Linked DNA regions of Homo sapiens: region 2 is linked to region 1. A link is a loop called in an ENCODE intact Hi-C map of the cell type or tissue named here. Cell type or tissue: K562. All regions are shown on one strand. Links, peaks and the distances in the headings refer to the core of each region. The heading gives the core; the rest is flanking DNA.

Region 1 (16,569 bases), core at 5,707-8,206:
CCTGACTCAGAGGGCAGCGGTGGCTCTTTTCTAGAAAAAGTGGCAATTTGCAGGTAGGGAAATAAGCCATAGAACCTCACCCAAAAGTTTGTTGGCAGTAAAGGAAGCCATTCATTTGGGTTGATATTCAGCTTTTATAAAGGGTGGATTTGCCCAGGTGTAGATTTGGTTGGTACTAAATTATCCCATGGTTTATATTCCTGGCTCTTCTTAAAAAAAAAAAAAAAAACGCTGCTTCTGCCAAGTTTATTGGAAACCTGGAGGAAAAAACTAATACTAAGGGTCATGTCAGGCAATGGAATGAAGCAGGGTTGCTGTTTCCTCTAAGCCAGTGTTTCTCAACAGCTTCTTACCGCCACCCTCTCCCCTACCCCACATAGCCTTTTTAGAGACTTTTTCAAAGTTGCTACCATAACCTTTTGATATCACAGATATCATATATCTATGTACTGAGGCCTTTTGGAGAGCCACAGACGGTTGAAATAGGTAAGATTTGCTACCAATCTTTGTCCCCTTAGGGGTGCCGTCATCCCATGTGGAATGTGTGACCTTGGCAAAGCAACTGCAGCACAGGACTTTTCTCTGTTTTTATTGCTTTTATGTCTCTCTCTCTCTCTCTTTTTTTTTTTTTTTTAGATGGAGTCTCGTTCTGTCATCCAGGCTGGAGTGCAGTAGCATGATCTCAGCTCACTGTAAACTCCTCCTCCTGGGTTCAAGGGATTCTCCTGCCTCAGCCTCCTGAATAGCTGGGATTACAGGCACACGCCCCATGTCTGACTAATTTTTGTATTTTTAGTAGAGATGGAGTTTCACCTTGTTGACTGGTCTTGAACTCCTGACCTCAAGTGATCTGCCCACCTTGGCCTCCCAAAGTGCTGGGATTACAGGTATGAGGCACTTCACCCGGCCACTTTTGTGTTTCTTTAAAATACTTTTTTGACCGGGCCCGGTGGCTCACACTTGTAATCCCAGCACTTTGGGAGGCCGAGGTGGGCAGATCATCTGAGATTGGGAGTTCGAGACCAGCCTGACCAACATGGAGAAACCCCGTCTCTACTAAAAATACAAAATTAGCCGGGCATGGTGGCACCTGCCTGTAATCCCAGCTACTCGGGAGGCTGAGGCAGGAGAATTGCTTAAAGCTGGGAGGCGGAGGTTGCTGTGAGCCGAGATCATGCCATGGCACTCCAGCCTGGGCAACAAGAGTGAAACTCCATCTCAAAAACAAACAAACAAACAAAAACAAAACCTTTTTGTTGGTGGGCTGGAGCCTTCTTCAGAAGGTAGACTCTACCCTTTTCCACATCAATTCCTAGCTTATAAACAGTAGTGCTGTAGGAGGTGAAGTTTGTCATTTCTCAATGCCAGCTAAGTGCAGACATCTGCTTCACTCAAAAAGTTTTCTACGTCGTTAGAAGTTCTAGCATCATTATTTCAGGTAAGTAGTTTTCATGTGTGCATGAATGTATGTGTGTGTGTTTGTGCACACACGTTACCATCTTGTCATCTTTTCAGCACTTCATGTCTCCTGAGTGAGTGGGAGAAGTATGTTATCAAGGTGACTTAAGATAAAAAGGGAATTAGGAAAGAGGTGAGACTGATGTCTTAGGGTTTTCTTTCTTGCCTTATAACTTTAAGAATAAAAACTTCAGTAAGGACAAACAAACCAGGGTCAGGAAGATCAACCTCAGCATAAATCATTCTTTTTTGCTGATGTCGTTTCTATCAATGTATAAAATAAACACCAGAAAAGCCCTAACTTTCCCTCCTTCTCTACAATGCTTCCTCAAATGCCAGGGTGCCTCATTTTCCCATTGTCCTGTTTCAGTAGAGTTGGGGTAAGAGGCATGGAACTATGGGGGAAAATGCCAGGTTAGGAGCACACAAGTAGTGCTATGAGCCAGACCAGGTTGGGTGGAGTTTGCAGCGGGTGCGTCAGGAAAGGTAACAAGGATCAGGTGACAGAGGTTTAGGTGGACAGGCAGGAATTCCACCACGCTCCTATTTGTGGCCCTAAAAGAGAACCAGGTGCAGTCATTGAGGAGTTGAATTGAATTTGTGCTGCAGCAGTTAAGATCCACTTAGGGAAATAGAAACTGTCTGGTTATTTGAATAAGAATTTACTTTAGGGATTGGTTAGACAGGAATTGGAGGCAAAAAGGGAATAGTGAGAGAACAGAGCTAGCAGCTGCAGGAGGCAGACACCCTCCGACCCTGTTGAGCTGATGCTGGCCAGACACAGGTCGGAAGGAAGGCATGAGCCCCTTCTCCCTCCTCCTGGCCCTGGTCTCCCTCTGGAAGCCCCCACTGGACCCTAATAGGGAGGCAACTGCAACCTCAATTCTCTGATGTGTTCCGGAAAAAGTGGTTTTGCATGTTCTCTAGTGTTTTTGTTGTCATGGTACCGGCAATACTCTTTCCAGCCCTCTATATCCTGAGCAGAAGTTAGAAAAACTAGATGGTGGTTTAAACCACAAAAGTGTACAGACAGCTCCAGTCTGTGCCTCTTTCCACGCACTGGTTATCTATTGCTGTATAGCAAATTCCCCTCAAACCTAGTGACATAAATCAAGTAACATTCTTTGACAGTTTCTGTCTTCAGTGGAAGGCTCGCCTGGGGCTGGGGGATCTGTGCTCTTGGGGCTTACCCTCATACCTGGCCAGTGACTGCTGGTATTGGGAGGAGGACTTGGTTCCTCACCATGGGGATATCTCCACAGGGCTGCTTGAGTGTCCTCATGACATGGCGGCTGGCTTCTCCCAGGGCAAGTGATCCAAGAGAGAGAAAAGCAGAGCCCACAATATCTTTTATGGTCTAGCTTCAGAAGCCACACCCTGTCATTTCTGCTATGCCCTATGGGTCCCACAGGTCAGCCCTAGTCAGAGAGGACAAAGGGTCTGAATATCAGGAAGCAAGAATCACTGGGACCGTCTGTGTGCTACCAAATCCTGTGTTCCTTGTCTTGGGAGAATGGCGACACCTCTCACTCTGTCTCCAAATCCACAGACCTGAGAATCAAACTTGACTCCTTTGTTCCTCATTCTGCCGCTACATCTGGTCAGTCAGCAAATCCTGACATTTCTGCCTCCTGAGTCTCTGGAATCTTCCTCTGCCCTTCATTCTCACTTCCAACGTAGCAGCTCCTAACTGCTTCCCCCTTGGTCCATCTTCTATTCTGTGAAGAGAGGGAGCTTCCTTTTCTCTTTGAAAGGAAGTTACTTACTTTCTGATTACAGAAGTAATGCAAACCTTGCAAGCATTTGGGAAACACAGAATAGTATTTAGATGTAATGGAAATACTACCACAATCCCAAACTACTGTAAATTACATGCACGTGTACACACCTGCACACTCCCAGCCTTCTTTCTAGGTAAGCCTGTGTATATGTGTGTGCACAGATAGACTTATCCAATTTCAAATGTATTGTGATCAGACTCTATGTGGTTTTATTTTGCTTTTACAATTCAACTTGGCATAAACATTTTCCTATGTTATTAAGACTTCTTCCAAAATGTATTGATGACTCCATAAAATACACCAAATATATGCACTATAGTTTATTTAACCTGTTCCCGAGTGTCTGTGAGTATATCACTGTATTTGATTTTTCATGTTATAGATAACTCTGTGATGAACGTCTTGTACAGGTATTTTGACATGTCTGTTTATTTTTGGGGGGTAAATTCTTAGAAGAATGATTGGTCAAGTGTATGAATACTTGAAAGGCTTTTGATGTTTTGCCAAATTACCCTCTGGGAGTGTGTGCTTATTTACAACAGGCTGGCAGGGTACACAAATTTCCTTCTTCCCACACTCTGGCCCCCATTACATTCTGAGCTTTGAAGCATGATTTCAAATTACATTCACGTAAAAAACTAGACGCCAGGCTCAGTGGCTCATGCCTGTAATCCCAGCATTTTGGGAGGTCAAAGCAGGAGGATCGCTTGAGCCCAGGAGTTCAAGACTAGCCTGGGCAGCATAGTGAGATCCTGTCTCTAAAAAAATTAAATGAAATTAAAAAATTAAAACCTAGAAAATGAAGAAAATCATAAAGAGCAATGTTAAAAATACAGCAGCTTCACCCAGAGAACAATTGTTGACATTTTAGTATATATTATTTCTGTTCTTTTGTGAGTGTATGTATCTATGCTTGTGGGTGCATATCTGTATGTGTGGATATATGTGTGTGTATACACACATATACATAGACTTTTTTGAAGTATTTAGGTTGAACCATAAGAAATTGGTATTTTTAGGCAAAAAATTATTGAATAGAGGCAATTTCACATGAGTCAGGCTAATATATTTACATAATTGAAATCAAATTGTATGTACAGTTTTATCCTAATGTTTCTTCATGTAGTAATTTATAAGGAACATTTTCAGTGTCCATAAATATCATTGGCTATATGATTTCTGATGAGTGTATCTCACCCCGTCATAGGAATGTGTCATCATTTGTTTAACCAAATAACTATTGTTGGATAGTTAGGGGATTTCCAGCTTTCTGTTGCATTTTTGAAAGTTTATAAGGTTATTAAAATGAGAATAATGCAAAGAATATCCTTGTAGATATCTTTTTGGCACATCTCTGAATATTTCTAGAAAGAGAACAAGATGAAGGTTAGGAATGTTGCCTCCTTTAGAAAGGGTGTGGAATTATCCTTAAAAATAAACCAACATGCAAACCAATAGATAACTTTATCAGTTTGGCAAAACAACATTGGTCATGCAAAATGGTTTTCTCATCGTTTTGATTTGAATTCATCTCATCACGAATAAGATTGAGTATCTTCCACTTTTCAACCTTCTGTAGATGTTCTTGGTATGTGAAGGCGATTAGTCCTTTTCAATCATGTTAGTTGCATGTTATCTTCCTAGTACATGGCCTTCTTTATAATTTTGTTTTTAACACAAAGAAGTTTTTTGTTTGCTTGTAGGCAAATCTCCTTTTCCCGTATAATTTCTTTTGCTTTTATGCTTCGAGACTTCTTCCTTATCCTGTGATAGGTTAAATATCCACATTAATTTTCTTCTAATTTTTACTTAACTTTTTTTTTTTTTTCCCCTTGAGACAGAGTCTCACTCTGTCACCCAGGCTGGAGTACCATGGCGCAATCTTGGTTCACTGCAACCTCCACCGCCTAGGTTCAAGCGATTCTTCTGCCTCAGCCTCCCAAGTAGCTGGGATTATAGGCACATGTCACCATGCTCAGCTGATTTTTGTATTTTTAGTAGAGACGGGGTTTCATTATGTTGGCCAGCCTGGTCTTGAACTCCTGGCCTCAAGTGATTCGCCTGCCTTGGCCTCCCAAAGTGCTGGGATTATAGGCCTGAGCCACCATGTTAACTCTTTACAATCATCAGGAGGCCCTATCTAATTTTTTTTCCTCCCAATCCTTGATGTTCCTGGTACCATTTGTTACATAACCATTCCCTTTCCCATTGCGTTGTAACCCAGGGCCACTGATTGGCACAGCGTGGGGCACCACTCTCCTTGTGCCCAGCCCTGCGCTCCAGCGGGTGCTGTCTCATAGAGGACACACGGTGCCCTCTCCTTCACCTGCAACTCTTGGCAATTTGGCCCTAGCCAGATTTTGAATGTTTGAGAGCAGGAGCTATGAGTAAAGGAATAAGTGAATAAATAAATTGAGCAGGGATCTGCTCATTTGGCCACAAAAAGTGCTGTTAGAGGGAGTAGTGTCCATTGTCAGTGCCCAGCACTGAGTAGGCACCTTACAAATGTAGACATCCTTCCCTTTTTGACACGGGGAAACCTAAAGCTAAATGTAACATTCAGTTGCAGTAATTCCAGGAATCATTACACCCTCTGCACCCAGTTTCCTTTTTATTAGCTTTTACTTATTTCTCTTTTGATGATCTTATTGGATATGTGCAATTTAAGATAAAATGCCCCCCAGATTTCCTTGGAAGTAGACATGCTATAAGAATCTAGTGAAGAATAATAAATTGTGGTAATATGTGTTGTGCTATTTTTTCAACTATTAAAACAATTTAAAAACAAGAAAAAATGAGCCTCAGTTCTTCATTTTGTAGAGCGATAGTACAAAAAATTTTAAATATTTTGATTTATTTAAAAATTTTTCTGATTATAGGCTGGCTTTTTCCCCTAAAATTTCATAACTGGATATTTAGTTTTGTGGTCTTAAAATAATTTCTTTGATGCCACCGTGGTGGTTCATCTGTAGTACATTCGAATTATCAAAGCACCCAGACCTTCATAGGCTCTCTTGCCTTTAGGAAGCTCCCCAGGACAACCTGGCATCATCACCTTCTGTGCCTCCATCCACGGGCATTTGGCAATCCGTGCAGAGGGTTTTTAATGTGGTTCCTGGACCCACGCTCCAGGATCAGCTGCAAACTGATTCAAATTCAACCTTCCTGGCCTCACACACACAGGTTCTAATTTGGTGGGGCCAGATGGGGTTCAAGAGTGAATGTTTGGCTAAGGGCGGTGGCTCATGCCTGTAATCCCAGCACTTTGGGAGGATGAGGTGGGAGGATCGTTTGAGGCCAGGAGTTTGAGGCCAGCCTGGTCAACATGGTGAAACGCTGTCTCTAATAAAAATACAAAAATTAGCTGGACATGGTGACACACGCTTGTAATCCCAGCTGCTCGGGGGGTTGAGGCAGGAGAATCGCTTGAACCTGGGAGGCGGAGGTTGCAGTGAGCCAAGATCATGCCACTGCATCCAGCCTGGGCAGCAACTGAGACTCCATCTCAAAAGAAAAAAAAAAAAGTGACTGTTTAACAGTTCCCCAAGTAACTTTTTTAATGTACTTTAAGTAAAGTAACAAAATTAGTAAACAATTATGATAGAACTTTTTTAGATCACTAATAACTAGAAAACAAGCTGAAAATTCATCTCTCCTCTTTTGGCATCTGCTAAGCGTATAGAAATGATGCCCTCTTCTGGCTCCTCCCTGTAAATGCACCTCTTTTACTTTTTTTCTTTTTTTTAACAACCATGACATTCTGTTACTTGATGTACAAGCTTAAAAGCAGAAAGATGACAATATTAATATTAAACTTTTTTTTTTCTTTTTTGAGACGGAGTCTCGCTCTGTCGCCCAGGCTGGAGTGCAGTGATGTGATCTCGGCTCTCTGCAAGCTCCGCCTCCCGGGTTCACGCCATTCTCCTGCCTCAGCCTCCTGAGTAGCTGGGACTACGGGCACCTGTCACCACGCCTGGCTAATTTTTTGTATTTTTAGTAGAGACGGGGTTTCACCGTGTTAGCCAAGATGGTCACGATCTCCTGACCTCGTGATCGGCCCGCCTCGGCCTCCCAAAGTGCTGGGATTACAGGCGTGAGCCACCGCGCCCGGCCAATATTAAACTTTCTTAAGTTAAGAAATAGTTGTAATTTCTTAATGCCTGTAATTCCAGCACTTTGGGAGGCCGAGGCGGGCGGATCACGAGGTCAGGAGATCGAGACCATCCTGGCTAACACGGTGAAACCCCGTCTCTACTAAAAATACACAAAAATTAGCCGGGCGTGGTGGCGGGCGCCTGTAGTCCCAGCTACTTGGGAGGCTGAGGCAGGAGAATGGTGGGAACTTGGGAACTGGAGCTTGCAGTGAGCCCAGATTGTGCCACTGCACTCCAGCCTGGGCGACAGAGCGAGACTCCGTCTCAAAAAAAAAAAAAAAAAAAAAAAAAAAAAAAAAAAAAAGGGTTAAATGTAATAGATAAGCAGTCTACTCAGACTTTCACTGTATTTCTAATAGTTAGGGAAATAAAATAATTTAGAAAGGCTAAGGCTTAACATAGCCTCTGATAATGCTCTCAATGATTCATCATGTAACTAACCAGGTTAATTATTGTATCTTATAATTATGAAGGAAAATGACCTTTATCCCTCCCTCCCAGCAGTAAACGTGATTGAGTTCTTCAAGTGACTTTTCTAAGTTGTATTCTTCTGCATGGGCAGTTTAGACATGATCCGTCCCATCACAGGGTTATGAGGACGGCATCAGATTGGCTGTGTGGGCTTGAAACACTCAGGCTCATGAATTAAAAGAAGCAGGTGCCAGGCCGGGCGCGGTGGCTCACGCCTGTAATCCCAGCACTTTGGGAAGCCAAGGAGGGCGGATCACGAGATCAGGAGATGGAGACCATCTTGGCTAACGTGGTGAAATCCCGTCTCTACTAAAAAAAAAAAAAAAAAAATACAAAAAATTAGACGGGCATGGTGGTGGGCGCCTGTGGTCCCAGCCACTCGGCAGGCTGAGGCAGGAGAATGGCATGAACCTGGGAGGTGGAGGTTGCAGTAAGCCGAGATCGTGCCACTGCACTCCAGCCTGGGCGACAGAGCGAGACTCCGTCTCAAAAAAAAGAAAAAAAAAAGCAGGTGTCAGTCAATACGTAGCTGACTCTATCCCAGTGCCCTGCCTGCCTCTCCTCTCCGTTGGTTTGCTCAGTAAACACCCCTCATCCCTGCAATTCATCCAATGGATTCCACAAGGATGATTCTGTAAAGCTTTCTTTGAATTACAAATGGAGTCCATAGTTTATGTGTGCTTATACTCCTAAGAGGATGTCTTTATGAAGTCATGTTTATTTCCCAGATAAAAATTTTAAAAATTTTACATAGACTTTTGTTTTATTTTTTTGAGACAGCGTCTCATTTTGTCACCTAACCTGGAGCACAGTGGCGGGATCTTGGCTCACTGCAGCCTCAAGTTCTTTGGCTCAAGAAATTCTCCCACTTCAGCCCCCCAAGTAGCTGGGATCACAGGCATGCACCACTACACCTGGCTAATTTGTTTTGTTTTGTTCTGCTGACATGGAGTCTCACTCTGTCACCCAGGCTGGAGTGCAGTGGTGCGATCTTGGCTCACTGCAACCTCTGCCTCCCTTCAAGCGATTCTCCTATCTCAGCCTCCTGAGTAGTGGAGATTACAGGTGCATGCCACTACACCCAGCTGACTTTTGCATTTTTAGTAGAGATGGGGTTTCACCATGTTGGCCAAGCTGGTCTGAAACTCCTGACCTCAAATGATCCACCTGCCTCAGCTTCCAAAAGTGCTGGGATTACAGGTGTGCCACTGAATCCAGCCTTTCTTTCTTTTCGTTTTCTTTCTTTCTTTCTTTCTTTTTGGTAGAGACAGGGTTTTGCCGTGTTGCCCAGGCTGGTCTCGAACTCCTGAGCTCAAGTGATCCACCTGCGCCGGCCTCCAAAAGTGCTGGGATTACAGGTGTGCCACTGCATCCAGCCTTTCTTTTTCTTTTCTTTTTTTTTTTTTTTTTTGTAGATACAGGGTTTTGCCATGTTGCCCAGGCTGGTCTCGAACTCCTGAGTTCAAGTGATCCACCTGCCTTGGCCTCCCAAATTGCTAAGACTGTAGGCGTAAGCCACTGTGCCTGGCCTGCTTTTATTTTAAAGGAAAGGTGGATCCTATTCTTGAATATTTTGTTACTACTCTCCTTAAGAGGAAAGATAAACACATCACCACTAAAAGAAGTGTGTGTCTTGGTAGTGTTTTCCCAGCAGATTGGATTGCTTTTCGTGTCTCAGAGATTTTTAGACAGGTCCATTTAAACTAAGTAGAGCCAAGACTATCAAATCAGATTTTATGATTAATGTAATAAGACCTTGCCCTTCAAAATTTTTTGCTTTCTCCCTGTGTTTCTAGATAATAATCTTCCTGAGACAGGCTCTTGATTTTATTCTTTTTTTTTTCTTTTTTTGAGATGAAGTTTCTCTCTGTCACCCAGGCTGGAGTGCAGTGGAGTGATATTGGCTCGCTGCAACCTCCGCCTCCTAGGATCAAGCAATCCTCCCTCTCAGCCTGCCAAGTAACTGGGACCACAGGTGCACACCACCACGCCCAGTTAGTTTTTCTATTTTTAGTAGAGACGGGGTTTTGCCATATTGCCCAGGCTGGTCCTGAACTCCTGGGCTCAAGTGATCTGCCCACCTCGGCCTCCCAAAATGCTGGGGTTACAGGCATGAGCCACTGCACCTGGCTGATTTTATTCATTTTTGATTTCATGATGCCTTTGGCTTTGCACATAGTAGCAACACAAAAATTGAATTGATTAGAAGGTCCAAGTCACTTTGAATACATGAATTTAACCTAGACATTTTTTGTATCTCAAGTATCTTAACTGGATGACTGGAGTTTCCCCGATGCTTTCTGAGCGCCTGCGTTCCTTCCAGGCCTGCTTCTTTGTCTGTATGTCTCCTGATGTCCTCTGAGCCCTGTCCGTCACTCCATGATAATGAGGTCACTTTAGGCAGCCTACTTCTTGGTCCTGAATTGTCACGACTACTCCACTACTTACTTGCTTCATTGGGTTTTGATTCACTGTTTTTGGAATGGAGGAAGAACCATGATTAGGTGGGCTGGTTATCAGGTTCGTCAATATTTTATTTTACTAAATACTCCCTGCTCTTTTGGGAGTTGGCAAACAACAGCCTGCAAGCCAAATCTGGCCCATCACCCTGCTTTTGTAAATAAAGTTTTATTGGAACAAGGCCATGTTCACTCATTCTCATATCCATGGCTGCTTTTGCAACAGGTTGAGTAGTTGCAACAGAGACCTTACGGCTGGCAAAGCCTGAAATTTTCTACCAAAAAATTTACAGAAAAAGTTTGCTGACCTCTACTCTAGAAGATCAGTTGATAAAATACAACAACGTTTTCATGCCCATCATTATTTTTCCTATTTCAATGAATAGCATGGAAACCAAGGTGAAGTAATTGAACTGAAGGGATTTCTGAATGAAGGATTCATGTGTTCATATGTTTAGACAAAATTACTCATTAGACTAGTTTTTAGGGAGTAATTTGCTGCTGTTAAACTACCTCTTCATATGAATAATTTTTTAAAAGAGCAGACACATATATACTTAAATAGGAAATAATTTTGAATTTAATAACTTCATGTTCATTTTTAAAATTGTGGCAAAATATGCACAATATAAAATTTGCCATTTTAGCCACTTTTAAGCATTAAGTTCATTGGCATTAAGTATATTTGCATTGTTATGCAAACATCACCACCATCTGTTTCTAGAGCTTTTTCATTCTGCTATATTGAAACCCATTAAACAATAACTCTCCATCCTCCCCTTCCCCCACTGTCCTACATTCTGTCTTTATGAATTTGACTACTCTAGGTACCACATATAAGTGGAATCATAATGTATTTGTTCTTTTGTATCTGGCTTATTTCACTTAGCAAAATTTCCTCAGGGTTCATTCATGTTGTAGAGCATGTATCAGAATTTCATTCCTTTTTGTGGATGAATAGTATTCTGTGTCATGGATATACCATGCTTTGTTTATCCATTCATCTGCTGATGGACATTTGGGTTGTTTCCACCTCTTGACCATTGTGAATAATGCTGCTGGGAACATTGGTGTACAAATATTTATTAGAGTTCCTGCTTTAAATCCTTTTGTGTTTATACTCAGAAGTGGAATTACTGGATCAAATGGTAATTCTATGTTTAATTTATTGAGGAACTGCCATGGAATTTTCAGCATCTGCTGCCCTATTTTATTATACTTCCCCACTAGCAATGCACAAGGGTTCCAATTTTTTCACAACCACACTAACACTTATTTTATTAACACTTTTTTTTTTGAGATGGAGTCTCACTCTGTTGCCAGGCTGGAGTACAGTGGTGCTATCTCGGCTGACTGCAATTTCTGCCTCCAGGGTTCAAGCGATTCCCGTGTCTCAGCCTCCCGAGTAGCTGGGACTACAGGTGCATGCCACCACGCCTAATTTTTTTTTTTTTTTGTATTTTAGTAGAGATGGGGTTTCACTGTGTTGGCCAGTATGGTCTTCATCTCCTGACCTCGTGATCTGCCTGCCTCGGCCTCCCAAAGTGCTGGGATTACAGGTGTGAGCCACCGCACCTGGCCAACACTTATTTTTATAACACTTATTTTATATTTTCTTGATAGTAGCCACCCTAATGGGTGTGAAGTGGTATCTTGTTGTGGCTTTGATTTGCATTTCCCTAATAATTAGTGATGTTGAACATCTTTTCATGTGCTTATTGGCCATTTGTACATCATCTTTGGAGAAATGTCTATTCAAGTTCTTTGCCTTTTTTTTTAATTGGATTGTTTTGTTTCTTAAAAACAAAAAAAGAACAAAGCTGGAGGACTCACGCTTCCAGATCTCAAAACTTACTACAAAGCTACAGTAATCAAAACAGTGTGGTACTGATATAAAGACGGACATATAGACCAATGGAATAGAATAGAAAGCCTAGAAATAAAGCCATGCACATATGGTCAAATGATTTTTGAGAAGGGTGCTAAGACCATTCAGTAGGGAAAGGATAGTTTTTTCAACAAATGGCACTGGGAAAACTGGATATCCACATACAAAAGAAAAAAGTTGGCTTATTTCTTAGCCAACTTTTTTCTTAGTTACCTTATTTCACTTAGCAAGTGCTAAGTGAAATAAGGTAAGCCAGACCCTTACCTAACAACATATATAAAAATTAACCCAAAATGCATCAAATACCTAAAGATAAGAGCTCTTGTTTTCTTAGAATAAAATGGGGAAGCTGGGCGTGGTGGCTTACACCTGTAATTTCAGCACTTTGGAAGGCCCAGGTGGGTGGATTGCTTGACCCCAGGAGTTCGAGACCAGCCTAGACAACATGGTGAAACCCCATCTCTACGGAAAAAAAAAAAAAAAAAAAAAAATTAGCTGAGCATGGTGGTCCACGCCTGTGGTCCCAGCTACTTGGGAGGCTGAGGTGGGAGGATCATTTGAATCTATGGTGAGCCAAGATCGCGCCACTGCACTCCAGCCTGGGTGATGGAGCAAAGACCCTGTCTCAAATCAGTCAATCAATCAGGGGGAAAGATTCACGACATTGGATCTGATAATGATTTCTTAGCTATGACAGCAAAGGCACAGGGAACAAAATAAAAAATAGAAAAATTGGACATCATCAAAATGAAAAACTTTTGTGCATCAAAGGACACTATTAACAAAATAAAAAGGTAAGCAACAGAATGAGAGAAAATATTTTCAGATCACATATCTGATAAGAGATTAACATCTAGAATATATAGAGAGCTCCTAGAGCCTATATTCATTTTTTTTAGAGAAAATCCAAAGGATGCTGAAAAGCAGTTTAGACCTTCTTGCCCCAGGTACTCACCAAACCTGAACCAGTCACCCTCGGCCTTGAGTGTATGTCAGTGGAAGACTTACTGCCCAGAGTGTCTGCCTGATAGGACATGGGTAGCTTCATTAAAGGGAAAAGGTATTGTTCTCTTCTGTCACTAAGCAGAAGAGTAATGTCTGGTGGCAGAAGGATGCTGGATAGGGGATGCTTCTTGTCCACAGGATTGTAAATCTTCTGTTAGTAATTGTTGCTCCCTGGAAGGCACTGGTTGCTGATTCACAGTCCTGCTCTGTGTCTTCTTTCATCCTGGGACAGTGGCTTGGAGCCAGTGCTATCTTAGCTCAAATTTTCCTAAGGACTAAAATATGCTTAAAATGGCTCTGGGCTGGGTGTGGTGGCTCACGCCTGTAATTTCAGCACTTTGAAAGGCAGAGGCGGGCAGATCACTTGAGGTCAGGAATTGGAGACCAGCCTGGCCAACATGGTAAAATCCCGTCTCTACTAAAAATACAAAAATTAGCTAGACGTGGTGGTGGGTACCTGTAATCCCAGCTACACAGGAGGCTGAGGCAGGAGAATCGCTTGAACACAGGAGGCAGAGGCTGCAGTGAGCCGAGATCACACCACTGCACCCCAGCCTGGGTGACAGAGTGAGACTCTGTCTCAAAAAAAAAAAAAAAAAGGCTCTGGACTCCTGCTCTAAAACCATTTGTGACTGGATATCATGATTCTTTACATGCTGAGGGATTTTTTTAGGTCAAACTTTTAGAGAGATTTTCCATTTTGAATATGTGAACTATAGATTGGTTTAAAACTGTGTTGTCCAACACCCACTCTAACCCCTGGTTTTGCTCACCTTTCTTTAGCATTTAGAGAAAACTCAAACTTCAGTGTGGGTCAACCCTCAGGACTGTGACTTACAGTGGCACAGGTCGGACACTGCACAAGGGAGCCACTTGTATAAGGGGATATTGTTCAAATACCCACTTATATCGTGTATTGATTGTGATGATTGTTTATGTCAGATACAGCAAAGTGTATTGTTCTGACAAGATCCATATATTATGACAGATTTCCTGGGGGTGGGCATAAGGCCTGTTAAGGGGCACATTTGCCCAGTTCCCATGGAGGCTCCGTTTAGATAGCCCCACCTGTGCTTTTCTTTGGTGGCACTTGGAACTCCAGGGTATAGTTTCTTACACAGGATGTTATTCCCACTCCACAGGCACCAGCAGAGAGGTGGCCAGAGGGAAGGCCGCCTTTCTCCTGACTGCCTGTCTGTAGCACCCACAGCGTGACCCATGCTGTGTGGGTGTGCATGACCTTCTGCACACAGGGCTGCTGTGGGGCCTTTCGGTGGAGGAGGGATTTGCTGATCCTGCTTTGAAAGAGGCCTAACCACACTGATGATGCAGTTCAGGACCTGAAAACCCTCAGCCAGCTACGAGCAACACGACTTGGCGGGCTGATGGAGTCACTGTGGGACATTCCAGGGAGTCTGCCCTGTGTCCTCTTTCCCCGTGAACCAAGTCACCCAGGAGAGAAGAGTTGGAGCAACAGGGCCCGCATCTGCTGCAGGAATTGCAGTCCAGGGCACTGGTATGGTTGGGGGTTAGCGTCCTCAACTGACACCATGACAGAGCCCAGTTTGAGATGGTCATCCATGTATAGGGATTTGTATCGGTAGCTGAAATAAGCTGCTTCATCCCTATTATTTCTAGGCTGAGAAATGGATGCATAGATGGATAATGACTTGTCACAGACATGCCAGCTTCAGGGGCAGGACTGGTGTTTGAGCCACACGCGGCGGATCTTACTCCCCGCTGCCTCAATCTATAGTTTGTGTGAATCCTCACAGTGCTGTGAGCCCTGCTGTGGGTAGAGGTTGTGACTCACTTATTCTTTTTTTATTATTATTTATTTTTTAAAAATTGGGCCAGGTGTGGTGGCTCATGCTTGTAATCCCGGCACTTTGGGAGGCTGAGGTGGGAGGATCACTTGAGTTCAGGAGTTCGAGACCACCTTGGCCAACATAGTGAAACCCCATCACTACTAAAAATACAAAAATTAGCCAGGTGAGGTGGTGTGCACCTGTTATCCCAGCTACTCCGAGCCTGAGGTAGAAGAATCGCTTGAACCAGGGGCGCGAAGGTTGTGGTGAGCTGGGTTTGGGCCACTGCACTCCAGCCTGGGTGATGGAGTGAGATTCTGTCTCAAAAAAAAGAATAATAAAAAATAAATAGGCTGGATGCAGTGGCTCACGCCTGCAATCCCAGCACTTTGGGAGGCCGAGGTGGGCAGATAACCTGAGGTCAGGAGTTCGAGACCAGCCTGACCAACATGGAGAAACCCCTTCTCTACTAAGAAATACAAAAGTAGCCAGGCGTGGTGGTGCGTGCCTGTAATCCCAGCTACTTGGGAGGCTGAGGCAGGAGAATTGCTTGAACCCGGGAGGCAGAGGTTGCGGTGAGCCGAGATCGCACCATTGTACTCCAGCCTGGGCAACAAGAGCGAAACTCTGTCTCATAAATAAATAAATAAACAAATAAACAAAACATTTTATTTTGTAGAGATGGGATCTTGCTATGTTATCCAGGCTGGTCTTGAACTCCTGGGCTCAAGCAGTCCTCCCACCTCAGCCTCCCAAAGTGCTGGGATTACAGGTATGAGCCACCACACCCGGCGTCACTTATTCTTATCTCTCTCGAAGTACCTGTGTGTATTGCACTTAATTAATGTGAATGAATTAATGAAATTACATGTAAGCTAAATTGTGCAAAACCAATGACCTTGTGTTAATACACATTTGGTTGTACAGCTCAAATGAAGTAATGCTTCCTGCTATTGTTAAAATAGTGTTGGTTGCTACTGATGTTGTATGTATGTATGTATGTATGTATTTTGAGACGGAGTCTTGCTCTGTCGCCCAGGCTGGAGTGCAGTGGAGCGATCTTGGCTCACTGCAAGGTCCGCCTCCTGGGTTCATGCCATTCTCCTGCCTCAGCCTCCTGAGTAGCTGGGACTACAGGTGCCCGCCACCACGGCCGGCTAATTTTTTGTACTTTTAGTAGAGACGGGGTTTCACTGTGTTAGCCAGGATGGTCTCGATCTCCTGACCTCATGATCTGCCCTCCTTGGCCTCCCAAGGTGCTGGGATTACAGGCATGAGCCACCGCACCTGGCCTGTTGTATTTATAAGCACCACCTCTTATATGGCAAGCCCTCTTCTGGGTACCAGGGACAGCGAGATGCAGAAGATGAGGCCATGTCCTCAAAAAGGGGAGAGACAGATGCATATTGATTACAGTGGAGTCAGAGGAGTTTTAGTGCAGGCGTGCACAGTAACCACAATGGGGCCAGCCTGGTGAGGACAGTCATGGAATCCCTGTGAATGAACTCTTAGAAGGGTCATGGAGGAGGTGAGCTGGGGTGTAGA
Region 2 (16,569 bases), core at 9,209-11,708, 170 kb before region 1:
GTTTGTTAATTGTATAAAAAAAAATTACCTAGAATATCTCTTCCCACTTCCTCGTCCTCGTGAGAACCTGTGGGCAGTATTCAAGCCCTGATGACAAAACCCAGTGTTTTTTGTTGTTGTTTTTTGTTGTTGTTTTTTGTTTTTGTTTTTGTTTTTCTCAGTCTTACCTGTGATGTTGTTTAGGATCAGGCCCCTCTCCTGGGCCTGCTGTGCAGGAGCACAGGAACTATCTGCTGGCGTTGGGTTCCAAATTTGCATTTTATTTGGAAACAGACAAGTAGAAGATGCTACAGAAAAGTATTTTCAAATTTAAACGTTTTTTAATCCCCTGTTTTAGTTAAAAAATTGGAAAAGAAACCGACCCATTTTTTTCCCAGATCAAGATGACATGACATCACTCCCAATTCTCTCCAAACCCCAGAGAAATACTGACGAAGTTTTCTGATGTGGCAAAGGATATTTCCCATCTAATACCAGTTTCTCATTTATATTTAACGTATTGGACCTGATATTTTTAGTGGGTGCATTCTTCCAGAAAGAATTCAGCAATGTTATCAGAATTAATTCTTTTATATGAGTTTATGTAGCTTGATATGGTGTTTCAGTGCTTATTGGTTGTGCAATAATGGTTATAGCCTGTTAGATAATCTAAATGCAATTCCCCTGTTTTGTCGTTTAGGAGATAATTATTTATCTTGCTTTTCATAGTGTTCTTAGGAATTATTTTGTTGTTACGTTTTGGTGAGTTATACCCATTTTATTTATTTAGAAAAATAGTATCTTTGTTAACGACTTACATGGTCACAGTATATTTTGCTGCAAGAAATAAAGAGGATATGATAGAAGGTTTTTTTTTTTTTTTTTTTTTTTTTTTGAGACGGAGTCCCACTCTTGTCGCCCAACTAGAGTGTAGTGGCACAATCTCGGCTCCCCACAACCTCTGACTCCAGGGTTCAGGTGATTATTTTGCCTCAGCCTCCCAAGCAGCTGGGATTATAGACACCCGCCAACACGCCAGGCTAATGTTTTTGTATTTTTAATAGAGATGGGGTTTTGCCATGTTGGCCAGGCTGGTCTTGAACTCCTGACCTCAGGTGATCCGCCCGCCTCGGCCTCCCAAAGTGCTGGGATTACAGACGTGAGCCACCACTCCCGGCCCATAGAAGGTTTTTTGCTGGATAATTTGTAACTTTTCTAATTGGGAAAAAATTCCTATTAATCACTTAAAAATTTTTTTTTGTATTTTGTGTTATTGATTATATACAAAGGAGACTTTTTTTTTGAGATAACACTCAAATAGTATTCTCTTCTTTTGAAAATTTTATTTTTATCTGAAAATAACAGTTGATCTGAAATAAAAAGGGGAGACCTATTAGAATGAGAGTAGCCAAGGAAAGAGTTACTAGGTAATAAGCTTCACTTTTTGTGTTCTAATTGTTTTTGAGATATAAAGACCCTGAAAAAGCCCATTTTAGAACCTGTTTAATAAGAGCAAATATAGGGGAAAATCTTTGAAATGAAAGCTACAAATACATGTGAGAAGAAAAAAATGGATTTTTTTAGCAAATAATTAACTAAGCTTCTAAATGCCTAGCTCCCTCCCCCAAAGGCGCTTTCCCCCGATGGAGGCACAGGCTTCTGTCTCGGATGTTTGGCGCACGTGAGTTTGTATGAGTTTGTACCGGAGTGACCCCGGCAGCCACTGCCCACCTCCCCTCTACCCAGGGGCCTGAAAAGAGGGGCTGCCCTCCTGCGCCAAGGCAGACACAAGCTGCGGGCTGTGCGGTCCTAGTAGTGTGACGTTTCAGTTAATAGTGGTGGTCTTATTTTCAACTATGCTTTCATTCAGTCAGTCTCTGTTGACTAAATACGACGAAAATTCATACTTTATGCAGGAGATTTCTAAAAATTTAATGTTTATTAATAGTTTATGAATATCAAGATACCTCATTGAATCCCTAAATTTAAAAGCAGTCCAGTAAAAGGTTAACTGTATAAAGAATCTATGACTTTTTGAGGGAAGTGTGATATATTAACAAATATAACCAATTCTAAATTTGTTTTAGCTCTAACCTCATCAAACCAAAGGCACAGATTTGTGTACAATATACCCATTGAATGTATATCCTGAGAAAAATTGGGGCCAAAGAAGCAGGAAAATCTCAAAGCTCTAATGGCAGCATAAATCAAAGAATTTCACAGGCTAGTGTTTTTATCCATAGCCATTGCTCCCTTGTCAAGTGTCTCACAAGGACATGGAAGAATGTGTTATGTTCATCTTGTAATCATAGCAAAAAGTCTGCAAACCCCAGGGTCAAGCCTGCTCTGCCACAGGGTTGGATGGTGACCTTGGGCAAGTCCCTGGGGCTGGCTAGGCCTCCACTTGTCCATCTGTGAAATGAAAGGATCAGCCTGGACAGCCCTCTAAACTCCCTTACAGCTCTCAGCCTAAGAGCGCAGCACTGAACAGCCTCATCATTCCACTTTTCATGGGAAATATATTTCACACCATTGCCTTTGTGTAGAGAAATATTTCTTTTCCTGTGTTAATGAGCTATGTACTGAATATAAACCAGTGCATTTAAAGTAATATCTTTTGTGCACCTCTAAATGTGTTTGGAATTGTGTTTGTTCTCATAGAATATACAAAAGTACTGATTCTAGGTAAGAAGGAGTCTCCACGGGTGTGCCCTGCTCAGCTGGATGTCCATGAGAACAGCCATGAAATAAGTCACTACTTGTCCCCAAAACCACAGGAATATATACCTAGGTCACCTCAAATTCCTGAGTGTGCTCTGCCATGTTACACGGTCTTCAAATTGAAAAGGTTTCTTGAAAAGGAAAGTTTGGCCCAGCAACTGGAGAAGGAGTCCATGGTGTCGCTGTGTGCCTGTATCATTTGGCCAAGTCAATGGTTGTAAGCAAAGTTAGTGGAGACAAAAATGTGTCCAAAATGTCGTTTGAGTTCCTGGGATTTCTGTAATAGCACACAACTCAGAACTCTTCAGCATTTGTGTGATTCCTTACCTCTGGCTGATAAAACTCTAATGGGTTGTGGCTTACTTTGTTTCCATTTTCTTTGGCTTTGTGCAATTTTTGTGTAACTTTACTTGTACCTATATTTTCTGTTTACAGTTCTTTTTAAGGGGAGGGGTAGGGTTCTAAGATCTTGTTGTTTATTGTAGATAAAAATTTTTTCGTGTTGTAGAAAAGCATGGGTTATGCGTTTGACTGAAAAAGACACTGTATTATTTACCAAAGGGGTATTGTTTTTGCATTTGTTTATAAATGCATTATTTTGGTACTGTAAATTTGGACATAATTTCTGAGTTTATTACTACTGGCATTTTCTTTTTCCCTTTTTTTTTTTTTTAACCGTAAGTGCACGATGCAGGTGCATAGGCCCCAGACCAAACTAGACCACCAGCATGTTCATGTCCAGACCTCGGCAGTGGCGTGCACTGCTTGTGCACCTCAGTTCCTCCAGTGTTGGTTTGTTTGTTTTTTAATTCAGCATCCTGCTGGTTTTACTTTCCAAGCAAGATCTGTTGCGACTCCCAAATGCGTTTTAATGAGCTCATCCTTATTTGCCTTTCTTCTTACGTATTTTGTGTATTAGATTGTGCAGGAGATATTCTAGAAGGCATTAATGGTTTGCATTCAAAACGATGTGGTTTGTCCAAGTTATTTTCTGTCTTTATTACTGAGACGGATTAATCTCCTTATTTTTTTCTTGATGATTTGAAGTTGTAAGAGTTGTCCAGCTATTGCTTAATAAAATTTTGCAGATCAAAAAAGTTGTGTGCAGAATTCTTGAGCCTTGTGAGGAGAAATCACCTCGCTCCATTGGCATGACCTACCCACCCTCCAGTTGCTTCCTGGGTCTCTTGGTAACTGCTAGCAGCTACTGGAGACCCTGAGATCCCGGTCATCATGTTGCCCATTTGGGGAAGTCAGAGATTGTGCTGTCTTCTTGATGATCTGGTTTAGATTTGCTTTTTCATGGCTTTTTAAAAGAGGACTCGATTGGCCGGGCACGGTGGCTCACGCCTGTAATCCCAGCACTTTGGGAGCCTGAGGCGGGCGGATCATGAGGTCAGGAGATCGAGACCATCCTGGCTAACACAGTGAAACCCCGTCTCTACTAAAAATACAAAAAATTAGCCGGGCGTGGTGGCGGGCGCCTGTAGTCCTAGCTACTCGGGAGGCTGAGGCAGGAGAATGGCATGAACCCGGGAGGCGGGGCTTGCAGTGAGCCGAGATCGCACCACTGCACTCCAGCCTGGGAGACAGAGCGAGACTCCGTCTCAAAAAAAAAAAAGAGGACTCGATTAAAAGTGCACCTGTATAGCATCTAAAGATCAGAGATGCCAAATATTAACACCTTTGTTAATTTGTAGGAAACTTAAACCTAGGTTTTAAGCAATTCAACTCTAGGTGCTCATATAACTATTAACTATTGTTGTTACTCATAAGTGCTTAGTGAGCCTGCTTCCTCTGCCCTAAAGTTCCCTATGACCATGGGAGGTGGGAAGGTGGGGCATGGGAGGTTTATCTGTGATAATACATGTGTGCATGTACAGAACTACCTTTTTGGTGTTTTTCAAAGAATAAGGAATCAATTTTGCTCGAACCTAGCTCCCAAAACTCACTGTAGAAGAGAAATAACTGTCTCATGGAGATTGCATTGCAGTTTTCCAAGGATGAAAGATACTAACCACAGTTAAATCTCAACTCCATTATGAAGTGAATACCTTTTGCCACTCCTTTCAGAAGAAAATGGAAGCAGTGAGAGGTTGAAATGATTTCTGGATTCCATAGACAAAAACCAATCCTGAAACAGAATCCAAGATTTCTGGGTCACATTAATGAATAGACCTGGTTTATTCCCAGCTTCTCACTCTGGTGTGTCGTAAAGATTTGCCTGTAATGAGCTCTGAGCTACTTATACTTAGTCATCTCCCATGAAAACAAGTATTACATACAGATGGGCCACCCCTGCCCCTCATCAGGTGAGCTCATCCGCTTTATAGAATGAGATTTAAGTCCTTGTTATTGAATTCTGGAAAGAGTGAACGTTCGGCTGACCAGTTTTATTATTCACCCAGGCTTCACAAAGGAGCCAGTCTGTGTGGATTTGTTTCCCTACACTTCCTAGAAACAGCTGCTCTATGTGCTGAAGAATAAGAAGCCATCCATTGGAAGTGCTGGCTCATTTCTTGAACCCATTTCAGAGTTCCTGTCTGAGCGATCGCTTCAAGTAAAGAAGGCGCCCCAGAGTAAGTCATAGGAATTTTTTTTTTTTTTTTTTTGAGATGGAGTTTCACTCTTGTCGCCTAGGCTGGAGTACAATGGCATGATCTCAGCTCACTGCAACTTCTGCCTCCCAGGTTGAAGCGATTCTCCTGCCTTAGCCTCCCGAGTAGCTGGGATTACAGGCACGCACCACCATGCCCAGCTAATTTTTGTATTTTTAGTAGAGATGGGGTTTTACTATGTTGGCCAGGCTGGTCTTGAACGCCTGACCTCAGGTGGTTCACCCGTCTTGGCCTCCCAAAGTGCTGGGATTACAGGCGTGAGCCACCGCACCCACCACCATGCCCGGCAGTCATAGGAATTTCTTAAGCTTCAACCACCACTCAGGACAGCATGCAGACACCTTGCAAAGCATCTTGCTCTTTGTCCTCTGACCTGCCCATGCGTTCTTCCAGGTCACTGTTATGAATCCCAGCATCCCATTTGCCACTTAGCTCTGGCTGGCTCCCAGGCTCTCCCCTGCACCCAGTGATGGTGCAGCATCCTCACTGCAGGCACAGCTACGGGATAGCTCTTGTCCCGGGAAAGAGCGGGGAGCTTGGATGATAAAGGCAACCAGTCACATTGCCTTCTCCCAGTTGTGACAGCCATTTCCCATTGTCTTCAACCCTGAGGGTATGGACAACCTAGTGCTTCCTCTCTCCACTCTTCTCCAAAAGTAGAAAAGTGCCCAGACCTGACACCATTTCCCTTCTGTCCTGGGAACCAAGGGTCTCTATGTCTCCTGTTGGTTCATCCTCCAGCTCATGTGAATGATCTGTGGTTCCTCCTTTCACATGAATCAACTCAGTGTCTCCTGTGTCACCTTGAACCACTAATCAGAATCTTGCACTTTCACCCAGTAACAGGGGCATTTCCTTTTATTTCAGTGTCTGGGGTCACTGAAACAGGGGCTTGACCAGTGTTATATTTTCTTTCTCTCCCCAGTAAAAAGGCAGGCAGTCCAGACACCACAGCATGTGCATGCCACACGCATGCGCCCCCCCAACCCCTATGATGAGAAGACACACCCTCGAGTGATGAACTTCTTTCTGTGCTGGAGCCCATGGGGTCCTCTGAGTCCCACTTCCTGCCTTCCTCAGGTACCTGCTTCTGACTGCAGAAGGCTCTTCCGTCCCAGGATTGTGGTTTCTCACCAGTTTCTCAACAGTTTCCTTTGTTATAAAACTTGAGAGAAAACATTCCTCTAGTAGAAAGAGACTGCCTTCATCCACCCTTTGGAATAACCAGCTCCAGCCTAGGTCCCATTTCCTGCACTGGTGGAAGAAAAGTCTCTTCTTCGCTAAGTGGTTCCTTTGATGACCTTATAGATTCAGGCAGCTTGGGAAGGGAAGTTTCTCTAAAAGCCACAGAGCGTCCAGCTCATGGAACCCTCAGGATCCCTGGCCCATCTTAGGCCACATGGAGTCAGCCTCGTGCCCCCAGCCCATCTGTTCCTGTGCACTGCACTCCAGTGGGTCTCACCCTTGCATCCAGGGTTCTCTCCCACAGGATGAGCTTGTCAACATTCTCTTTTTCTAACACACACACTTGTCAGCAGGTGCTGGTATAAGCCAAGCTGAGCTCGTGGGAGGATGGCAAGAGAATAGGCCCAACAGTCTTTGTGGGAGACAGAGCCCACGTTTCTCCACAAACAGCTTCCGGGAAGAGTGGACGGGTCAGACTAGACCAAACCAGCCTCTTGAGAACACCACACTGCCCAGACCCACTTAGTGCCTCCGTGTAACCCGCTGGTTAGAGTCCACCTGCTAGGCAGCCAGAAGCGGCAAAAGCCCAGCCCCACTGTCCCATTCTTGACCTGGTCCTCCATGCTCACTGTGACAGCAGCACAGGCACCCCGACCGGGCCACAGCGAGCTGGTGGCCATGTCCCTGGCTCTGCTAACTTGGCCTATCTCATTTCTTAACCTGTTTTTCATGATGTGGACCTCTTGAGAGTATACTTGAAAAAAGTGAATTATCTATGTGGATAAAGGACTGGTACACTATGTTGAAAACGTAACAAACCAACCAGATGGGAAAGCATCTGTGCTATGGGACTTTTTTGTTTGCTTGTTTTGTTTAATAGGCATATTTTATTTAAATAAATCTTCCAGTAGGAAATGGAGAATGCATTGCCTTTGCTTAGAAGAGGGCCGTGTAAGGAGTTACCTGTAAATGCGTATGTGCAGCTCACCAGTATTCCCGTACTGGGAACACCAGCACGTCCGCATCACAGTTCCCAAAAGAACTTTAAAGTCTCAAACCCCCCTGTCCCCCCTCGTCTCGTTTCTCTCCTGATTCCAGCCAGGCTTTATGAATCTTTCTCTCCACAGCCTCATCTCCGTCCTCATCCACTTCCCCTAGAACGTTCATCAGCCCCTCCCTGGAGTCTGTTTCAGTGTCGTAGGGGGTCTTTTCGGTTTCTTTGTACCCTTTTTCAACCTGAGTCAGGTGATCCCACCCCGTGTTTTCCGCTTTCCTTCTACAGAAGATAAGAACTGTATCCGCCTTGCCTTCCACAGGAGTGGGTGTCAATGGATTGTTCACACTCACGGATAACCCTGCCCAGTTAGATCCTACACCAAGAGATCACACGACCTCTCTGGGGAGCGCATCTGCACGTTCTCAGCGGGAACTTGGCCTCCTCACCTGGCTGACCCCGTGCATAGTCACCGAGTGTCACTGTAGGTCCCCTGCAATGGGAGCAAACACCGCAGCTGGCTTTTCGCTGTCAAGGAGTTCTGCTTTCCTCTGTGATTTCTGCCGCATCCTGTTCATTTCTGTCTCAGTCTTGGATTTTTCAGCTGGAAGGGCATCACGCACCGTTTTCCTAGTTGCCTTTTCCAGCAACACCTTTTACCTCTTCTGGATCTTTCTATAGCTCTTCCAAGCTGAGGCCATGGCCGGCCTGGGTCAGGCCAAAGGCGCCAGCGGCAGCCGCTCAGGGGAGGGAACACGAAAGGAAACTCTCCAGGAAGCCAGCGCGCTCGACCTGAGCGCAGGCCCCGCGGCTGCGGGCTAAGTGCAAGGGTCCTCAGCCTGCGCGCGCACCTGTCCTGAGCGTGCACCCGCCCTGCGCGCACCCGCTGTAAGCGCGATCCCGGCCGCCGCCACGCAGCACGAGCGCTCCGAGGGACTTTTGAATGGAGACGGAGTCTTGCTCTGTCGCCAGGCTGGAGTGCAATGGCCCGATCTCGGCTCATTGCAACCTCCGCCTCCCGGGTTCAAGTGATTCTCCTGCCTCAGCCTCCCGAGTAGCTGGGACAACAGGCATAAGCCACCACTCTCGGCTAATTTTTGTATTTTTAGTAGAGACGGGGTTTCACCATGTTGGTCAGGCTGATTTCGAACTCCTGACCTCATGGTACGCCCGCTTCGGCCTCCCAAAGTGCTGGGATTACAAGCGTGAGCCACCACGCCCGGCCCGAGCCTGGTACTTTTTAAAAAATCCTCAGTACCTGTAGAGACACAGCTGAACATCATCTCATTAGCCAAGGTTTTCTCTCAACTAAATGGCAAGAACGGATGGCTTTCCTTTCTTTCCATTTGGATATCTGTAGTCTCCAAAAATAAGGCAAAGGTAAAGATGACACCCAGAGCCAACTCCATGTAACAGCAGGTTCGCAAACCACAGTATAGCTTGTTCTGACAGCAGGAAGACCCCACAAGCCCTTCTCAGGGAAGGTGACGGGGTTCAGGACACACACCCCAGAATGTGGCACCTTGGCATTTGAGAAAACAGCAGAAGCAGGAAGTTCACTCTCACCTTCCCCACATCCCCTGGCCCCTGCAGCAGGCCCAAGACCCTTGTTCCACAGGTGCCCTCCCTGCCCCCAGAGGAGAGGAATGTCTCCATCTCTGAAGACACAGGGGTACAGAGAAGAACCTGCACAAACGGGCACTGCGGAGTCCCCCAGCTTATTCCCAAGGGATCACACCCCTTTGTCCCACTGTCCCTCACACCTGTCGACTTCTTCATCAGACTTAGCAGCGTAAAAATACACAGGTGTCGGCCAGACACAGTGGCTCACGCCTGAAATCCCAGCACTTTGGGAGGCCGAGGTGGGCGGATCACTTGAGGTCAGGAGTTTGACACCAGCCTGGCCAACATGGTGAAACCCCATCTCTACTAAAAATACAAAAATTAGCTGTAATCCCAGCTACTCAGGAGGCTGAGGCAGGAGAATCGCTGGAACCCGGGAGGCAGAGGTTGCAGTGAGCTGAGATCGTCCCACTGCACTCCAGCCTGGGCAACAGAGTGAGACTCCATCTCAAAACAGACAAACAAAAAAACAGGTGTCTGTGTCTTTGGGTCCTCATTTCTGAAGGTTCCCATGTCATGTAAAACTTGCATCACTTAACAATGAGAGATGTCCTGAGAAATGTGTCACTAGGCTGTTTTGTCACTGTGGGAACCTCACAGAGTGCACTTACACAGACCTAGAGGCATGACCTGCGGCACACTTGGTCTCTGTGGGGCCGCTGATTGCTTCCGGACTGCAAACCCGCACAGCATGTCACTGTGTTGAACACTGCAGGCAACTGAAACACAATGGGAGGTATTTTTGTATCTAAACATAGAAAAGGGACAACTAAAATCCAGTGTTATAGTCATACGGGATCACCATTGCATATTCAGTCTGTTGTTGACTGAAGCATCTTTATGAGGTGCATGGCTGTATTAAATAAAATTTGTATGGTTTTCTCTTGTTAATGGGGGCCCTGGTCATGACCCTAGTGATGGATGAGGAAAAGAAATGTTTCCTCCCCTGCAAAGGTTTGGTCCCAGTTAAAAGATGGGGAAATCTCAGATAGAAAATCGTAAGTGACTTTCCTCTCATCCAGGCAGTGTGTGTTGAAAAAGAGTCAGGAGCAAATCTCAGAGCCATGAGGCCGCAGCCCCTCTTTGAGAATCGCTCCTTGAAGCATCCTGAACCACAGAGAACAAGCGCCGGCTCCCCAGGGAGCAGAAGCCAGCACCTCAGATAGAAGCCTCCCCTCCAGGGAAATGAGTCACAGACGAGCCCGGGTGAGGCTGCGCGGCTGCGCCTGCCCCGACCTTTGCTTTTAACTTCCTTTCTCCTTTGCAGTCACCTTCCCATGAGGGAGATGATACTCCGAAGATGGGTTCATTTTGTCCAGACTTTGTCCAGGTTCCCGAAGATGATCTGGAGGATCATTTTATTGTATGTTTATGGAAATAAACAAAACCAGTGCCAGTGAGCCTCGCAATAGAAGGTGGTGAGTATAAAATGTAAACGGCACCCTGATCAGCACTCAGCCTTCTTCGTGTTCACACTGAAACTATCCAGCCTGCCAGGTCCTTGCTGCTGGGTAAACAGCATCTCCCCAATTCCCCGTGCAGTGCTCTCTGTTGTTTGGGCTCCGTCCCCTCTGGTGCCCTCTTCAGGAGAACAATACTTTCAGCTGAAGGTTATAAATTGGCAAACAAGTGGAGTGGTGTGTTGGTAAATAGCTAACAACCAGCTCTCCAGAAACACACAAACTTGGAATGAATAAATATACCTTACATGAGCATTATAAATTGTATTGCTATATAGGATGTGTAGTACACAATTACAATAACAAAATACACAATATTTTTCTTATAACTCCATATAGCCAGACTTAATAGCTAATGCTTTTGTTGATTTTTGCCAAATGTTTGTCTTGCAGCCAACCTAAGATTGTAATTGGTAAACAAATGTAGCCTCAACATGAATGTTGGTTATTTTCATTTACATTTTTGAGCAAGACAAAAGTGAAACAACGAAAATGTGTCTTCAGTGAAACACCATAAACATATGTTAGAACTTTACTCATACATTAATGACATAAGCCATTTCTTTGCTAAATGGGATAATAGTTTTTGAAGATCAGATCTCGATTCTTTTGTGCTGTTTACAATGTGATGGTGCAGATATGACACATTTTTAATTTAAATTGCATTATGAACACTGCCTTCATCACATTCTTAAGTCTAGAGCCTAGACTAAAACAATGAAATGAAATCAACCCTGATTTGTGGCTTTTGCTGATTTCCATGGTATAAATATTCCCACCAGACTCACTGAAGGAGGAGTTGGAAAGAGATGTGCCTTAAGTAGCAATTTAATTTTATATAATGACTGTATTTAAAAATTGGCTCTCAAGATTCCTGGAAATGTCACCCTCAGCTGTCACGAGGCAGGGAGAGCCGCCTGCAGCACCTCCCGGCTGTGTGTGGTGTGTGCTGGGGGGCAGCATAAGCCCAGACTCTGATTGGAGGGCTACACAGCATTGCTGAGTCTAGGCAGGCTGAGGCACTCAGCTAGAGATTTCAGGACACAGATTTTTTTTGGTGGTTCTTTCATTAATCAGCAAATATTTATGGAGTGTCTAATGCATGCCAATCACTGCGATGCCTGGAGGAGATGGGTAGCTACGCAGAGTGGACAACAGCCCTGCCCTGCAGAGGGTATGGTCCCAGCTGGTTCTCTACCTCCAAGACTGCTGAGTCCCTGTCTCCCAGACCAACTCATCCTCTCCACCCAGTGTGTGGTGTTCTGGGGCCCCTGCGGAAGGGTGCGCAGCTGTTCCAGATGACAGGGAGCTGCCCTGGACCCCTCGCTCTCCTTCCTCCTGTTCCACAGTAGCCACTACCAAGTCCCAGCCACTTCTCCTGCAAGAGCTCCTCCTCTCCCTCTGCTGCCTGACCTGGGCCAGCACTCACTCTCACTTCTGCCTCTTCAGCAGCCTCCTGCGGACTTCTAGCTCCCTCTTCCCCCAGGCCACTCTCCATTCAGCAACTAGGCTGATTTTTAAGATTAAAAAACCTGTGTTTTTTGTTTTGTTTTGTTTTGTTTTTGAGACAGGGTCTCACTCTGTCACCCATGCTGGAGTGCAGTGGTGTGATCACAGCTTACTGCAGCCTTGACCAACCTCCTGGGCTCAAGAGATCCTCCCACCTTAGCCTCCCAAATAGCTGGTACTATAGGTATGCACCACCATGCCCAGCTAATTTTTGTATTTTTCTGTAGAGACAGGGTCTCTTATGTTGCCCAGGCTGGTCTTGAACTCCTGAGCTCAAGCAATCCACCCACCTTAGCCTCCCAAAGTGCTGGGATTATGGGCATGAGCCAGCACAACTGGCCAGATCAAATTTAATGAACATAAAAAACGAAAATACATTCAAGAGGGTCCATGATGTCAAAGTTAGTTCTTGGAAAAGATTGATTTGACAAATATCTGGCATGATGTAGGAAGAAAAAAAGAAAGCACAAAAGTATGATATGAGGAATAGAAGTGGAATCTAACTTCAGAGAGAGATCTTTTTAAGAGAAAGAAAATAAGAAGACTATGCACAATTGTATGCTGTAGATTTGAAAACTTGGAAATGTAGTCATCAGTAGAAAATCTTCCTGCAAAGAAAATTTCAAGCCAAATGGTTTTACTTATTAGTACCATCAACTTTCAAGGAACTTGTTCCTCTACTCTTATACAAACACTTTCAGAAAATTAAAAAGAGGAAACACTTCTCCCTCACTATAAGGGCAAAGTGTTATAATATTCAAAATAACATATCAATATGACACTGACACCCAAACAAGACAAGGACCAATCACAAAGGAAATACAGGCCATCTCACTGAAGTGATCACACCACTGCACTCCAGCATGGGTGACAGAGTAAGACCCTGACAGCCTGGCCAACATGGTGAAACCCCATTTCTACTAAAAATATAAAAATTAGCCGAGAGTGATGGCACACGCCTGTAATCCCAGCTACTCAGGAGGCTGAGGCAGGATAATCACTTGAACTCAGAAGGCGGAGGTTGCAGTGAACAGAGATTGCGCCACTGCACTCCAGCCTGGGTGACAGAGCAAGACTCCGTCTCAAAAGAAAGAAAGAAAGAAAGAAATGCCTGGCATAGGCCGGGTACAGCAGCTCACACCTGTCAGCCCACCACTTTGGGAGGCCAAGGTGGACCTATCACTTGAGCCCAGGAGTTCAAGACCAGCCTGGGCATCATGGCGAAACCCCATCTCTACAAAAAAATATGAAAATTAGCCTGGCATGGTGTCATGCACCTGTAGTCCTAGCTACTTAGGAGGCTGAGGTGGGAGGATTGCTTGCCTGTGAGTTTGAGGCTGCAGTGAGCTGTGATTGCGCCACTGTACTCCAGCCTGGGTGACAGAGTGAGACCCTGTCTCAGAAAAAGAAGAGGAGGGGAGGGGAGGAGAAGGGAGAGAAGGGAAGGGGAGGGGAGGGGAGGGGAGGGGGAAGAGAGCCTGGCACTTTCAGTTCATTTCCCTTTCTCCCTCCCCCAGCACCTGATATTTCAACAGACAAATTTTCCATCAGCCAAAATTTAATCACTTAATTTAGAATGTCCTTTTTTGGGGTGAACTCGGAGAAACTCAGTCTCAGTGGCCTGTTTCACTTAAATAAATTAATGTTTCTTGGATTGCCATTTTTCACACTGTTCTTAGTTTCAAGCAAAAAAGAAATAAGTTGAATTAACCTAAGTTTGTGTAGAGATAGAAACAAATTACCAATTTTGGTTGTTGGTTACCCTCTTCTTTAGTCCTGCCTGGGCTGCCAAGGCTGGAGTGGCTGGAGGCACCCTTGCTCAACCCACACCAAACACCTCTTAAGTCAAAAGGGCCTAACTACTTCAACAGCCCAAATACCAACTCCCAGAACATTTCCCAGCAATTACAAAGTGCCAAACTTAACAAGTTTCAGTAAACATTTGTTGAATAAATGCAATGCAAGGCAGAATTAGTTCTTATTTATTCTCTCCTCTGGGAGAAACCGACTCATAGGTAAAGTTATATTTCTATAAAATAATTAGATAATATACATTTCTGGAAAGAAAAAAATGCTTAGCTACTTTACATAATACAATATCTTGATAAATTCATTACTTAATGAAAACCAAAAGGGGAAACGGGGAGGGAGATGTAAAGCCGTTAAATGATCATGCTTCTTATTGTTTTCTAGCAATCATCTGGAAATCCATCTTCTATTGCATCAGAAACAAAACCCAAGGGACAATAAGGACTGTGTTTTTTTGTCGGTTTTTTTTTTTTTTTTTTTTTTTTTTTTTTTTTTTTTTTTTTTTTTTTTGAGACAGAGTCTCACTCTGTTGCCCAGGCTGGAATGCAATGGCGTGATCTCGGCTCACTGCAACCTCCGCCTCTTGGGTTCAAGCGATTCTCCTGCCTCAGCCTCCCGAATAGCTGGGACTATAGGTGTGCGCCACCACGCCCAGCTAATTTTTATATTTTTAATAGAGATGGGGTTTCACCATGTTGGCGAGGCTGGTCTTGATCTCTTGACCTCGTGATCCCCCTGGCTGGGGAAAGCTGTACATGGCCTGGTGGAAAGGAAATGGTCAGGGTGCATTTGCACGGGTAGAACTTTGTGGACAAGACGGTGAAGTGTCAAGCAGGCAGGTAAGCCCCCAGTACCAATGCTGTGGCTGGCATGGATGCCCCAGCACTCCTGGAGATGAACTGGCTCTCCATCCATAATAACAAGACACAGTGGGCCAGGCACGGTGGCTCACGTCTCTAATCCCAGCACTTCGGGAGGCTGAGGCAGGCAGATTACTTGAGGCCAGGAGTTCGAGACCAACATGGTGAAAACCCGTCTCTACAAAAAATACAAAAATTAGCCGAGCATGGTGGCACACGCCTGTAGTCCAGCTACTTGGGAGGCTGAGGTGGGGGAGTCGCTTGAACCTGGGAGGCAGAGGCTGCAGTGAGCCGAGATCACACCATTGCACTCCAGCTGGACGAGAAGGAAACTCCGTCTCAAAAAAAGCAAAAAAAAAAAAAAAATAGACAGTGGGTATGAAAGAGTAGCTAAAATAAAACGTATATCTGTAATTCAATATCGATGTGTCAGTGGTGCCAGCAGAGAGATAATGCAATTTTTTTTTTTTTTCCGAGATGGAGTCTCACTCTGTTGCCAGGCTAGAGTGCAATGCCGTAATCTGAGCTCACTGCAACTTCCGCCTCCCAGGTTCAGGCAATTCTCCTGCCTCAGCCTCCCGGGTAGCTGGGATTACAGGCATATACCACAACACCCAGCTAATTTTTGTATTTTTAGTAGAGACAGGGTTTCACCATGTTGGCCAGTATGCTCTTTGTCTCTTGACCTTGTGATCTGCCCACCTCGGCCTCCCAAAGTGGTGGGACTAGAGGTGTGAGTAACTGCGCCCGGCTGAGATAATGCAAATTAATCAGCAATCTAGGTTTGTATGACCAGCAGAAAGGAAAAGGATATATTTTCCTGAGTCTCATTTCCTGTGATGAAATAATTGGCGCCTGGTGGATAAATGTGTGATATGGATCGTGCGTGGAGAGAATAATCAGAAAGGAACCAATTCCATTGGGTTGACATGAACAAAGTGTCCTTTTTGAGGGTCAGAATGGTTGACTATGGGCAGGCAATTCCACATGGCTCAATGGAATACTTCCATGAGCTACTGATCTGAACGTGGTATTGGACAGCTTGTGGGACTGACGGGAAAGGGGCGCATCACTGCCTCATGGACAGAAAGCCTGGTGCCCTGCTCTAGTGGCAGGTGCAGCAGAAAGCAGCTTCAAAGCCAGGAGCGACAGGAGCACAGCAGAGAGACAGCCACAGAGACCAGTCAGCAACTGCTGTGAAAGCCAACCCCCCAGGCCAAAAGCCAAGACACACAGGACAAGGAGGAGAAGAAGATGCAAAAAGAGATGGGAGAGGGAAGCAAAAAGGAGGATTTTTTTTTTCCAAAAAAAAATCAACAAAGGAAGGAAGGGCAGATTGAGATGAGATGGCAGGGGCAACAGCAGCCACACTGGCTATGATGAGCAAACACAGCTGAGGCGGAGCAGGGCCCCTTCCCGGCAGCCCTGGGTGCAGGCTGGACGCTGGCATGTTCTGTTGGGATCCTGAGAGCACATTCGTCCAACTGCTCGGCCTATAGGGATGTCTGGCGAACAGACAAGCTGAGCCTACCCTTCCGCAGGCTCTGAGGATGTTCACCGATGCCCCATGCAGCAGGCAGGCGTCCAAGATGAGGCTGAGCTAAACCAGCCCAGGGGGCAAAGAGGAGACGAACATTCCACACTCCGTTCAGGGACAGCCAAAGGCAGGCAGAGGACACAGGCAGCCCTACGAGAGACAGACGTCTCACCAATCCTTGAAGACGACCAGAACCAGAGCGCAGCCCTCGAAGAACATCGCTCAATCATATGATGTGTCATACAGGAGACGAGAGGTGCTAGTGCCCGGCCAC

Evidence for each region. Peaks named below come from ENCODE experiments on the same cell type or tissue, not always from the same donor. Only the 100,000 strongest peaks of a DNase experiment are listed, where the experiment ranks them.
Region 2: a loop joins it to region 1, with 5 times the contacts of the local background. A loop is called at or near these places in 2 of 110 quality-filtered maps.

What each region holds. Positions count from the first base shown.
Region 1 is chr6:158,684,599-158,701,167 of GRCh38, forward strand. All of the region lies in intron 6 of SYTL3 (synaptotagmin like 3), which reads left to right. Among named protein-coding and RNA genes, the nearest start is that of SYTL3, 43 kb to the left of the region's middle. RefSeq lists a silencer at 2,445-2,645. In K562, for the core only: a CTCF peak has its summit at 6,927 (motif pointing left); a DNase peak (open chromatin) is centred at 6,923; H3K27me3 peaks cover 628 bases.
Region 2 is chr6:158,508,032-158,524,600 of GRCh38, forward strand. TULP4 (TUB like protein 4) reads left to right here. Exons shown (of 14, transcript NM_020245.5): 14 at 1-3,797. It also overlaps the pseudogene CACYBPP3. Among named protein-coding and RNA genes, the nearest start is that of TMEM181, 44 kb to the right of the region's middle. In K562, for the core only: a CTCF peak has its summit at 10,690 (motif pointing left); DNase peaks (open chromatin) are centred at 10,310 and 10,680; H3K4me3 peaks cover 332 bases; H3K27me3 peaks cover 2,431 bases.